Linked DNA regions of Homo sapiens: all the other regions are linked to region 3. Evidence: chromatin contacts called from ENCODE Hi-C or POLR2A ChIA-PET data. All regions are on one chromosome and are shown on one strand. The core of a region is the stretch at or near the end of the contact, and the rest is flanking DNA. Distances in the headings are between cores, read along the strand shown. Region 1 holds the start of ELF1 (E74 like ETS transcription factor 1). Region 2 overlaps FOXO1 (forkhead box O1). Region 3 has its middle 150 kb from the start of LINC00332.

What was found. A loop is a pair of places that touch in the nucleus more often than their neighbours do. ChIA-PET counts read pairs that join two places held with the same protein, here RNA polymerase II (POLR2A). Pooled maps may share reads with other maps.
Region 1: a pooled map shows a loop between it and region 3 (2.2-fold over the local background). The contact joins the promoter of ELF1 here to the enhancer-like site in region 3. A Hi-C loop is called at or near these places in 6 of 50 pooled maps. POLR2A ChIA-PET finds 5 or more read pairs at or near these places in 2 of 52 experiments (MCF 10A and activated CD4-positive, alpha-beta T cell).
Region 2: a loop to region 3 is called in a map with no recorded cell type, with 10 times the contacts of the local background. The contact joins two enhancer-like sites. A Hi-C loop is called at or near these places in 10 of 37 single-sample maps with no recorded cell type and 9 of 50 pooled maps.

Annotation. Positions count from the first base shown.
Region 1 is chr13:41,017,627-41,022,066 of GRCh38, forward strand. ELF1 (E74 like ETS transcription factor 1) reads right to left here and starts at 1,690. Exons shown (of 9, transcript NM_172373.4): 1 at 1,602-1,690. RefSeq lists an enhancer at 1,575-1,684.
Region 2 is chr13:40,588,286-40,592,691 of GRCh38, forward strand. All of the region lies in intron 1 of FOXO1 (forkhead box O1), which reads right to left. Among named protein-coding and RNA genes, the nearest start is that of FOXO1, 76 kb to the right of the region's middle. RefSeq lists enhancers at 1,424-1,483, 1,494-1,733. Within about 2 kb of position 1,511, at least 20 of the 41 ENCODE cell types and tissues checked have a DNase peak (open chromatin) inside an H3K27ac peak, as active enhancers do.
Region 3 is chr13:40,024,784-40,028,996 of GRCh38, forward strand. No RefSeq gene overlaps it. Among named protein-coding and RNA genes, the nearest start is that of LINC00332, 150 kb to the right of the region's middle. Within about 2 kb of position 1,613, at least 2 of the 41 ENCODE cell types and tissues checked have a DNase peak (open chromatin) inside an H3K27ac peak, as active enhancers do.

The DNA.
Region 1 (4,440 bases), core at 440-2,939, 990 kb after region 3:
TCACGTAAGAAAATACATAAACAATATCTATACTACTTTAACTGTACCAGCTTCTTAAATTTAAGAAACCAAATTCCTCTACTTCTCTTTAATAAATAAGATCTTAATTATGCCGCTTATTTGTGTGCCTCTTGATTTTTCTCTTATGGATCACCACCTTAAAAAAGTTAAAAAAAAAAATAGAAAAGTCTTCATTAGATTTTTCACACAGACCAGACTAGAAGTAAATACAGCTTTTGCTTACTCAAAGGCTGACTAAACCAGCAATATGCAAACAAAGATGATAGCAAATGGCTCAGCTGAATTGGTAAAATGTCCGCTGTGTCTTTCTTGTAAGACCGCAAAATTGAGATCTGTTAATATCAACAATCCTTACAAAAGAGTAAGAAATAATAACTGATTGCCTTTGTCTCTTCCCTTTAATCTGACAGGCCTTCAAGCACTTAGTAAGTGCATAGCAAATTCTCAAAGAACTAGCTAAATATCATTTTGGTCAACAAGAAATGATTTGGCAAGTTTTATATCCAAAAACTTTATTTTTTGGAATCACTGCATATTCCAATTTTATCTTCATAAATATGTTTCAGAAATAAAATACTACTGCACTCATCTTTACAGAGCACCTAGAACTTTAAGGCACAGTAGGATGTATACTTGCCAGCCAAAATCTCATAACTACAATGACAAGTACTTCAGGAAAAGACTGAGCAATCTTTTCATTTACAGAAGGTTTTTAATTCAAGGCAGGCAAATTTTAAGAACAGTAATACAAAAGGAAGGCCAATACTCATCACTTTTTCTTTTTACACAAAATTGAAATAACTACGTTTCCTTAGAAGACAGCTTTACTTCTAAGGTTGTTACTCAGAACAAGTTTTCAGTGTGAATTATAAAACTTCATTTTTTTCTAATAGTAAATGAATCATTCTAGTCTTTCTTCCTCTATTTAATATTCACTTTTACTTGTTATCTAAATAATCTAATATTCATTTTTACTTATTATCTAAATAACAATTCATTTAAATTTCCATTGGGTTTCCAAAATGAAACATTTAATATAATTTCATTAACTTTAAAAAACAGAGAGGGAGAAAAAAATAAATAAATAACAGTCAATGAGCAACACCTATGGCTGAGTTGTCCCAAAACTTCACCCTTAGCTAAAATGCCAAAACAAAGCCACTGCCCCTGGATATTTAACATCTATATCACACAGGAATAATACGGTTTACTTAACTGTAACTTCAACTACCCCAAAAAATACAATTAGGTTTTTTAAATTAAAATTTGACCTTAGTTTGCTTTGTGGTACTTAAAAACAAATAAACAAACAAAAAACCTCTTTTATTCTTAAATTACATAGAAAAAAAATCACAAAGACATACAAAATGCTTTAGCAAGAAGATCTAAAACTTTCCAGAATTTCAGTGCTTTGTTTCCCCCTAGCAATTAAGTTCAATCAGGCATGTGACTGACCACACACATTTTATCAGAGGGTTAAAGAACACATTCAGCCATGTTCTTCAACAGGTAAGAACCACCCTCTGTTTATCAGCTCAAGAAAAAGCCAGAAGCAAACATACAAAATTGTAACAAGTTACCTTCAAGTATTCTTTCTCTATCGTCTTTTGAGCTTGAAAATAAAAAGCAATCCGACAAGTTTTAGCTGTTAAAATGGCTCCTGTAGATTGGGGAAGTGGTGTCTGTGCTTCAGCTTATGAGTCATACATGAAACCAAGTGTTTCTAAGGGAGGCACGCCCATGTTGCTGTGGACCCAATTATTCTGCTAGGTCAAACATGCAAATCTGCAGGTAAAAACGGTATAGGAAAGTGGGGATGAAGAGGCAAGGAGCAAGATCTACCTTGATTAGACCATTACTAAGCTCATATTAATTGCCATAATTTAAAACTAACAATAAAATAGAGTAAGAACCTACAAGGGAGCAAAATTAAAAACTATATATTGTTTTAAAATATAAAAATCTCAATTTTTAAAAGTTGCTTTACTATATCAAATAAAACTGTGAAAGGAAAAAAGTATGAAAGGGGATGGAAGGGAGATAGCAAACTCTGTGGCTCTTAATGTAACAATGGACTGGTGAGTGTAATCTGGCTACTCATTAACCCTCATATGAAAGAGATATATTGCTATGTAGTCTGGAAAGGCTAGCAAACTACAAAGCCAGATGCAGATCTGTAAGTTCACTAAACAGATAAAATCCACTAGAAAATTCAAAGTTCAGTGGAAAAATAAGTGTGAATTAAACTGGTTTACAGAATTTTTAAAAACCCACACTCCAATGTTAGGAATTTAAAGTCCAACAAAGCAAAATGATTTTAAATAAACTGCAAGCTTGATAAAACCCTTTTAAAAAAGTATTGGTACGATCATAGTTCATAACTCTACTACTTCCAAATGATAGCTACAGTTTGACTTACCTTTCAAGCAAAATTTTCTACATGTATTTCAAGCCTCTTGTGCCAGGCACCCTGCTACAGCTCCACTGCAATTGTGGCAAGGCCAACCTAAGGGGACAACTGTGGCCAGTGAAGCTCTGCCTTCCAAGTCAGAATACATCTGACAAAGTGCCCAAGCCACTGAAATATTACTACACCTACTTATTCTGGCCTCTGGGTGAATACTTATTAATTTATTCTAAGAGCTTAAATTAATCAAAATGGCTTGAAAGCACTAAGTACTTCCAAAGCGCTTGAAATGATAAATGCAACTCAATAGATAGCCTTCGTCCTGGTATCTTACAAAAAGTAAATAGGATTTAGCAAGGTTTTCTCCCTTTAGTTAATTAGTTGGGAGTTTATTCTGGCTTACCAGAGGCATAGTTGAGAGCACAAGCTGTCACTGACTTAGGAACTTTACAAAATGCTGCAAAACAGCAATGATTGTGAACCAACTTTCTGCCTGCTGTCTATTTATTCCTTACACTGAAGATTGCTTGGTTTATCCTTTTACTGAAAAATAATCTCCATGGTTTTACAAACTGTTAATTAAAAATTTATTAAAAAGAAATATAGACCATGTTTTCTCCTGTCAAATGTCATATTTAGCTTACTTTAGTTCACTTACACAAAATGACTATTCAGAGCCCATGCACCAAGAAACAAGGTCCGCTGAGCAGTCACGGGAGATTCACTTGTTCCCTGGAAAGTTCCCCCCAGGTAATTTTCCATATCTGAAATTTATTTTAGATAACATGAATGTAAACCTAACAATTTGATTATCTTCTTTTGGCTAATTAGAAATAAAAACTGTAACAGGTAAAAGAGGGCAACAGTATTATAAAAGGATGTCAGAAAAAGTGAAATAGCTGATAATGACATTAAAAAAACCCACCTTACAAAACTAAAAATAAACATAACTTTAAAAGTATTCAGATATGAAGCCATTATATAAGGTCAGTAAGTTGTAATATTCCCTAAGTATATTACCATACACTAAGTGTCTCCAAGTCAGCATTAGTTTAAGACAGGCCTTCGAAAGCCAAAGTGTGTAACATCAAGTGTGTGAGATGTTTTATGTAGAACAGGTATCTAAAAGGATAAGCTTCTGCTATTGAGAAAATCCATTTATATAATGCACCTCATTACTTAATAATGGCAAATATTCCAAACATAATTTAAAGGAAGTACTCTGGCCACCAGTAATGTGAAGAGAATTAAAGGGAAAATAATTACACCTCTTCAACAGAAACAAATATCTTAGCTGTTCCTAAGGAGATGACTCCAGAGCTGCCATTACAATATATTATCCCTCTGCCCAGGGGTATCCCTATTAGCATTATTCTATCACCTACAGGAACTGGATCCTTGTTCTATTTACAGCCCCAATAAGTCAATCTCTGCATATGAGAGGATCAAAGAGAAAAAAAAAGGCAAACAGTTTGACACAGGTTCTAGTCAATCTACTTGGGTTTCAATCCCAGCTCTGCTACCTATTAGCTATGTAATCTTGGGCAATTACTTAACAATCCTGCATCATAACTTATTTATCTATCATTTAGCCTAATAGTATCTACCACACAGATTATGAGGATTAAAATAAGTCCACACACTGCTATCCAGACTACATAAAGCACTTTCACAACTCAAAAATAGGAAAACAATCCAGTTTTTTAAATGGTCAAATCTGAATAGACACTTCACTAAAGAAGTCATACAGATGGCAAAAAAAGTACATGAAAATATCTCAACATCAATACTCAATAGGGAAATGCAAATTAATGTGACACCACCACAACAAAACAAAACAAAAACCACCAATAATACCAAGTGTTGATGAGAACATGGAGCGACTACAACTCTCATATATTGCTGGTGGGAATGCAAAAGTTTAGCCACTTCGGAAGATAGTTTAGCAGTTTCTATAAACATACACTTATCACATGATCCAGTAATCCCATTCCTAGGCATTTACCCAAGAG
Region 2 (4,406 bases), core at 261-2,760, 560 kb after region 3:
GTATCTGCACAAGACTTCTCTAGCTTCATTACCAAACCTTGAGTCACCTGAATCCGAACAGGCCAACTGATGTTTTAAGTGGAACAAAATTCCCTGCCTACCTTTTCTTTTTCCATTTATTGGGCTAAAAAGGTAGTGAAAATGTGGGCGGTTAAACCCTCCATAACCATCACTAACAGAAGCAAACAAATGTTCACAGAATCCCAAAGTCCAGGAACAAATTATATTTAAGTTTTCACCCTTAAACTGAGTTTAAGATTTTGGGGGGGACATTTACTCCAAGCCAAAAAGTTATCCTAAGAAGACCCCTCACTTACAGGGGCTGGGAAGCACTATGATTATTTTCCTGTTATCCATCTAATCTCAACCCACCCCGGCAGAGGCCCCAGCCTAATGAACAACCCTCAACCAAATCTTCCTGAAAGAATTCAGAATGAGCAACTATGGAGGTCTCCTTGGTAGAATAAAGGGCCTGTCCCTCATAAAGACAACATAAAAAGAGTCAAGGACACAAGTGATTTAAAAGTGTCACTGATTGACCAGGAGTGATGACTCACTCCTGTAATCCCAGCACTTTGGGAGGCCGAGGTGGGCAGATTGCTGGAAGTCAGGAGTTCAAGACCAGCCTGGCCAACATGGTAAAACCCCATCTCTATTAAAAATGCAAAAATTAGCCAGGCATAGTGGTGCATGCCTGTAATCCCGGCTACTTTGGAGGCTGAGGCACAAGAATCACTTGAATCCAGCAGGCAGAGGTTGCAGTGAGCCTGAGATCGAACGACTGCATTCCAGCCTGGGCGACAGAGCGAGACTCTGTCTAAAAAAAAATAAATAAGTAAATAAATGAAAGTGTCACTGATGCCAACTGTCCATAAGACAGTCAAGGCAGACCATCAAGAAATGGCTGCAAGAATATTCTACATTCAAAGACATCTCAAAAGTAACTATCTATTCACATAAACAGTTTAATACAACTCAATCCAATTCTTGCCAATTCTAAACAAGAAAAGACTGGCATAAAATATAAATCTTCTCCCCAATCAAGGCCAACAATGAAATTAAAGAAAAAAAACTCTCACATGAGTACAGTCTGTATTATTTATAGAAACAACTTTCATATCCATTTCAAGTTACTTAAATTCAAAACTTGCTAATAATAGAAACAGTATGTAAGTGTCACTAAAACCGGAAACTGCTGCAAAATAACAGAATATTTCAGAGTCAAATTCAAGGATCTGTGTTGTAAAATATTTCGTCTTTGTTACTCTATCAGCATTTAATTTATAAAAAGTGAACATGTTCTACTTTGGTTAATTAACCACTAACATAAGTCAAATAATGAATGCTGCTGCCTCCTAAATTAATCAGAATAGATTAACAGAATCCTTTGAGCTTATTGTTTCAGAACAAATTTCAAAGCCACCACAGTAACTTTCTGGAAGTTAAGAAAGAGGAAATGTGCTTCTCATGTCAACAGCAGAGCAGTTTTCAGGAGTCCCATTGTTTCAGTGCAGGGAGCTCAGCTGTCCTGGACTGTCCTGAGTCAAGACAGGAAGAGCTGTCAGACTTCTGGGGCTGATCACTCAAGCATGACTGGACAAGACCAGAAGCAGCAGATGTTTAAAGGGTGATGGGAAACAACTATGCAAAGAAGGAAACACTAGTAACTTGAAGAGTTACCAAAGCCTCACTCTGTTGACATAATTTGCAATCAATAAATACGTTTTAATAAAAGTCTGCAAGTTTGTACGATGGGAGCCTCTCTCTCCCTGCTGCTGTGGCCCCTACCCAACTCCTCCCAATAACAGCAGTACTATTTTACAACCCCTAGAGCAGGTCTTAAAATGTAAGAGAGATTTTAAAACCATCATTTCTGTCCAAGAATGACTATTCTGGCATAGTGACGCAAAGAAAAGCCATTCAGATAAACAAGAAACCTATTCTCCAAGAACAAGGAATTGGATTAGACTAGTAATATCTAATAACATCTAAGCCCAATGATGCAAACAAAACAACACAACAGGAATGTGTACTATACTATGGGCCAAATGCCGCAAACAGAAACCTTCTCCTTGCTAAGACTCTTCGGTCTCTTCTTACATAAAGACTCCAGGCAATTACTGTCCCCAAAATAGCTTTCTTTCCAAAATGACCATTAACCAAATGCCCCTCTTGCGGAGTTACAGAAGAGGATAGATGTCAAGTGTTCCATCAAGTGGAACAAGAACTAAAATATGGAACCTTGAAACCACAACTGCTGATATACCAAGGATGAATCCCAATAAACCAGAAAACTCACTCAAAAGTTTAGTTTTCCATCTCCACAGCATGGGTTATCCCAGCAGTCTCAAAGGCTCACACCTGTTTCACTGGCTCAGCTTTGCCGTCAACGGGAGATGTGGAGATATGCTGCAATATCGTTCCAGTTTCAATAACATACCACGCTGGACTAATGCCTTCTGTGTGGCTTTTTTTTTCTTTTTTAAGAATATCAAAATGCTAGGGGCTTGAGAGAGATTTAAACATTTCACCTGGTACAAGTAGCATTAGGACTTTCAAAAATACCAAATTGTTCACATCACAATGTTTCACTTAACGCTACACTTTACGAGCTGGCCATCAAAATCCTCTTCTACTTCATACCTACTCTCCTCATTTATCACTTTCTGGTTTCTAAGGTACTAAAGTATTGAAAAAGAAAAACACAATGCTCAGGTTCTGGAAGGCCTCTCGGAGGATGGGGCCTGGGGACAGATGGAGGACCCCTTTATACCAAAGGCAAGAGGACTAGCAGTCCCAAGTGGAGAGGGAGGACTGCTTCAGAGTTCAACAGAGGTCCATCGTTTCTGATCTGCAAATCAGCTCAGAAATAAAAGAGACTCTTCCTGCCAAAAAAAATACAAAGCAAGAAGGGGAGCAATGAGAAATCCAACAGGGTCAAACACCTTGAAAGGGGGCAAGCTGTAGCTTGCTGCTACTGCTAGGAGGGCAGCAGTGTTGAGTTTCCTAGCCGGGTGGCTCCCACGTTCTGGACACGGCACCATGAGGAGGTCTAGGCAGAAAGTAGCTCATAGGGAAGAGGCAAGGCTCACAAAGAGAAGGATCATCAGCAGTGCACTTCAGTCAAAGTTGGTGCAATTGAATTTTGAGCAGCTGAAGGTCCAGAGACCTCCAGGAATGGAGAAGTACAAAGCAGCCAGAGGCCCAGAACAGGAAACCTGGTGCCATACTTACTGGGCAGGCCAGCCAGGTAGGGCGCCCAAGAGGGATGATGGAAAGGACAGACAGCAGAGTGGAGACTAGCAGATGATACATTCTGGGTGGCTATAAATAAGAACGCTTTAGACCATAAAGGCCAATTGTTTTATAATTTTACTAGTCTTGTTACTTTCATAAAACTATAGCAAAAACTACTAAAAATATATATATTTTTTGAGACAGAGTCTCACTCTATCGCCCAGGCTAGAGTGAGGTGGCTCGATCTTGGCTCACTGCAACCTCCACCTCCCAGGTCCAAGCAATTCTCATACCTCAGCCTCCTGAGTAGCTGAGATATTTTTACAGCTGTGTGCCACCACGCCAGGCTAATTTTTGCATTCTTAGTAGAGACAGGGTCTCATGATGTTGGTCAGGCTGGTCTCGAGTTCCGGGCCTCAAGTGATCCACCCGCCTTGACCTCCCAAAGTGCTGAGATTACAGACGTGAGCCACCGCACTCAGCCCTATTAGAAATTTTTTGTTTCTACAGCTCCATAAGTAAATTAGAGCTCTGCCAGTAGATTAAATGAAATAAATCACTACACTTGAATTCTCACAAACTGTGACATCTGTATCCTCACCCATCAACACAACCTGTATATTACCTATGCATTACTCTTCCAAACTGGGTAAACCAGAATGTGCAATCCCCATCTTATTCAATCTTCATGCTACTCTGATCTCCAATCTCCAGCACTCCGCTTACTAAATTCCAGACAAACTAATTGAGGACCTGTATCCTGATCATGATTTAAAAAAAACAACTTCATCAAAACTCAGGACAGAGAAAGTTGCTCTCAGCTCACTGTACAATTTGTTTTGTGAACTAGACCTGCAATATCTTTGAAGGAGTTACCTTAAATTATTAAAAGCAAAAGACCCATCTATATCTCAAAGTTCCAGAACAAAGCTTTTCACTTTCTGAATAGCAGCGAAGCAGAAAAGACAACTTAAACCAGAAGGGTGCCCTGATTACTACATTCCTCCCAAACATGTTCTGAATATCTCCAATTCTCCTCTCCTGCCTCTTGGAGGAACACAACCAGAACTACAGCATCAGGTTAACCTTGTCTTGAATGTAAGCTCCTGAAGATCTAAATATTTTGTCTCACACTTTGTCTTTCTGCAATACTTAGCACAGTCAGGAAA
Region 3 (4,213 bases), core at 363-2,862:
GTTTCAAACTGACTTTGGCAATTTCCTGACAACTCTTTGCCTTCATTTTCCTATCTGTGAAACAGTTTTGCTCATTTTGCTACCCTTAGAATAAATTCTACAATGTCTATGAATCGATTTAAGCCCCTTCCTAGAATGACAACTACAGGAGGCTGCTTCAAGGGTGTTCGTGTAGCCCAAACCTCCCTTTTCTGAAAGAAATGCCTCCCCCTGCACAGGACTGGACACCAGGAGCCAGATCACTCAAATGATGCTAGCCCCTGGCCATAGTTAGCTGAGTCAAAGGTGGATCAAGGAAGCCAATCTCTAATTAAGCTGGACCTACTAGTGTCTGTCTCTCTTGGGACAGGTCAGTTGGTTGGGAGCCTGAGACTGGGGAACGATGCAGAGACAAGGGTTAGGCAACACATTTCTGACACTCTTCCAGAAAATCAGGAAAAAACAGTCTGCGAAGAGAGAAAAATAATGCTGATATCCAGAGAGAAGTGGGGATGAGCAGCTGCTTGACCCCCAGGGAGTGATGCTGGGAGGCATTGCCTTGGTTCCTGACTCTACTCCAGGTCTTCATCCAGACCTTCTGCTCCTCTAACCTCATATCCTTTCAACAAATCCCACTTTTTAGCAAACACTCCTTGGTGAGTTTCTGCTACTTGGAACCAAACGATCCCAAGCCTGAAATCACATACTCCTCTGAGTTGCCTATCTCAGAAAAGCTAGCAATGTCATTGACAGATAAGGTCCTTTGCAGGAACACTGTTGCAGCTGGAGGTCATTATCCTAACTGAGTTAGTGCAGGAACAGAAAACTAAATATCATATGTTCTCACTCATAAGTGGGAGCTAAACATCGCATACTCATGGACATAAAGATAGGAATAATAGATGCTGGTGACTACTAGATGGGGGAGGGAGGTCACCAAGGGCTGAGGAACTAACTGTTGGGTACTATGCTTAGTACCTGGGTGATGGGATCATTCATACCCCAAACCTCAGCATCACGTAATATACCCATGTAACAAGCCTGCACATGTACCCTCTGAATCTAAAATACAAGTTGAAATTATTTTTAAAAAAGGATTATTAACAAGACCTTTTTATTTAAAAAAAATTCTTTAACATTCTTTCAGAACAAAACATTAGCATCCAGCTTGTTCTTGGACATTCTTGTCTGTTAAGGTTGAGCCCATTTAGGCAAATTACCCTAACATGAAACTGAGCAGAATTCTCAACAGAAATCCAGGGCTCAGCTATTAGTAGAGTTTTAATTTTTGTTATAGCATTGAAAGATGACCATTCTCAAACCACTACACAGCTAAGCTGGGTTTTGACTCCTTGACAACTGCATAGCAAATTGGTCCACATGAGGAATTCTGGCTCTATTAATCAGCTGTGGCTGCTCCATGTCAGTGGGTAAAATGCGGATGTCATTCAGGGTGCAGATGGCCAATCCAAATGATGTTTTCAATGGCATGAAATGAGGCAAAAGAACTTGAAATTGAGATAAGAGCAGCCTACCACCACCGTCCAGCCTTCACTGGAGGTGTGAGAAGCCAGCCTGTTTCTGTTCACAGGGAATTTAGGTGAATCATGACCATTTCTGTCCGCGTGAGGTTGAAAGTGAAACCCTATTCAACCCTCAAGATTTGCTCAACCAAGGGCTGATTACGGTGGGAAGGAAAGAACAGAATTTACTCATCAATAGTCCTAGACCTGTAGGCAGAAACCTTTTCCTTTGTGGTATCTGGCTCATCATCATCAAAGAGTGTGTTTCTCTGTGTGTGTGTGTGTGTGTGTGTCTCTCTCTCTGCCTCTGGTCTTTCTCATTTTATCTCTGTGTGTATGTGTAAACACACACACATATAAAAACATATACATAAATTGTGTATATATAATACATATGTACAGTATATATGTATATATTATGCAGGGCCAAATGATTATTATCAAAGAGATTATTAAAAATGCTGTTTTATCCTGCAACTTCTCAAAGAGATGAAGCTTCCAAATTGATATCTACAAGAGGTGTTGTCCTGTAGGTGCTATGAAGCACTCATATTTCCCCACAGAAGAAGTGTGGTTAGTAGGAAAATGAAAGTATTTTGAATTTCTCTTCACTGGAACTTAAGGGGAAACCCAGGAGACGTGCCTTGCTTCTTTCCCCCATGGCTCCAGCTGAGGACACCCTGTCATCAGGACACGCCTGCCCCACAGAGCAGCTGCAGAGAGGACCCTTCCCATATCCCCGGCCTCCCCAGTCTGTTCTCCTGCTGACCCCTGCCTTGTTAGCTGGATAGCAGATGCTCCCTCATCTAGCCAGCGACAAGCAGAGGGCATTCTTCTAAGAAAAGTGCCAAGAATCATTCCTTCTCTAGAAATGTCACCAGAGTCCCATGTGAAACAATAATAGGGACATTGATTTAACATCTAGGCATTTTGATTTTAAGGGCTTGTACCTATGGTATTTGCTTATGCTGGGGCTTCCTGAGTCCCTAAATAACCTTTCCAGTCATTTGGGGCTGAGTGATGATCAACAATGTATCGCAAACAGGACTTCTCATCAGTTTATTAAAAATTCATCCATCTTGGAAGATCAGTCAACTTCAACATAAGAAGATCCATTTTTGGGGATCTGACTTAGCTCACAAGTAAAGTGGGCTTTCTGGAAAGTGAGTGCGTAAATGGCCAAATGTAACATAAACTCCAGTGAGCTGTGCAAGCCACTCACTGGAGCAGATTGCTCAGTGGCCACTCATTCTGATAATTAATGAGTCTTATTTTGAACTGCAGTGACATCGTATAAACATGGATGTTTTTTCCTTCTACTTTATTAAGAAGGAAGAAAATAAATTAAACCTCCTGGCAACAAATGAATGAATATGTTATATTTTTTAATATCCACAGCCTTACCCACAGAAAGTTTATTATATGATGGGCTCTCAAAATGAATTTTAATATATGCCTTTGGATCATTTATCTTACAATTATCACCACAGGGATTTTCATGGAAAAATAACATTTTCTGGCCAGGCATGGTGGCTCACACCTATAATCCCAGCACTCTGGGAGGCTGAGGCAGGCAGATCACCTGAGGTCAGGAATCCAAGACCAGCCTGGCCAACATAGTGAAACCCTGCCTGTACTAAAGTTACAAAAAGTAGCCAGTGTGGTGGCAGGCACCTATAATCCCAGCTACTCAGGAGGCTGAGGCAGGAGAATCGCTTGAACCCGAGAAGCAGAGGTTGCAGTGAGCCGAGATTGCACCTCTGCACTCCAACCTGGGTGACAGAGTGAGGCTCCATCTCAAAAAAAAAAAAGAAAAGAAAAAACATTTTCGTGGCAACCCCTGATATGTCTATTCCCCATGGAGTATGCAGCCGTCCCTTCACTCCAGCCTCCCACTGTTGCACATGCCTTATACTGAGGCAGTCATTATTTTGGTATTGTCATCACTGGCTCAGTGACGTACAGTGTCATCACTGTACATCCCCTTCAATAGCCCATTAAGTCCTTGAAATAAAAATAAAACCTTCCTCCTTTATGCTTGAATTACTAGTCCTTAGCAATCAGTACATACCTATAATAAAGAATTGTTACATAAAAAAGAAAATTTACCAGTACAAAACCATGTTATACAATTTTAAAAACCCTAAAATTATGATAAAATGAAGTCTAAATGGCAAAAAAGAAACAGAAAAAAAAACAACTAAATTTGTAGATCTTTCCTTCTCATCTGATGTCAGTTCTTTCTCCAATAAGCAATGGGTGGCTGAAAGGCATGCATGGCATCCTTATTGGTAACAATGCATCATGTGGAAGGAACACCATGCAAGCAAGAATGCATTCTTGGTAAACTTGAGTTTTCTCTCAGATTTTTATAAATTCAGACGTAATTGAAGGAATTCCGTTCATTTCCAGAGTAGCTCAGATAGTCTTTTCTGGAAGAGATTTCTATCAGGATGAAATGACACCATTTCTTTGAGCTAAGTTCAAGTGTTTTAAAACATGCTGCTTTTACTACTTTTGAAAGTCCAAAAACAGTGGATTCAAAAAGAAAACAAACAAACAAAAAAATCCCCCCCTGCCCCACATAAAAACAGACAAGCAAAAAAACCATGAAGCTTTTCCTCCTGAATGGGATATTGCATTTTGGTGCAATTCTTTGCTTTTTTCCATCTTGTTGTGATTATGGTTTTCACCAAGTGACGTTCCTTTCT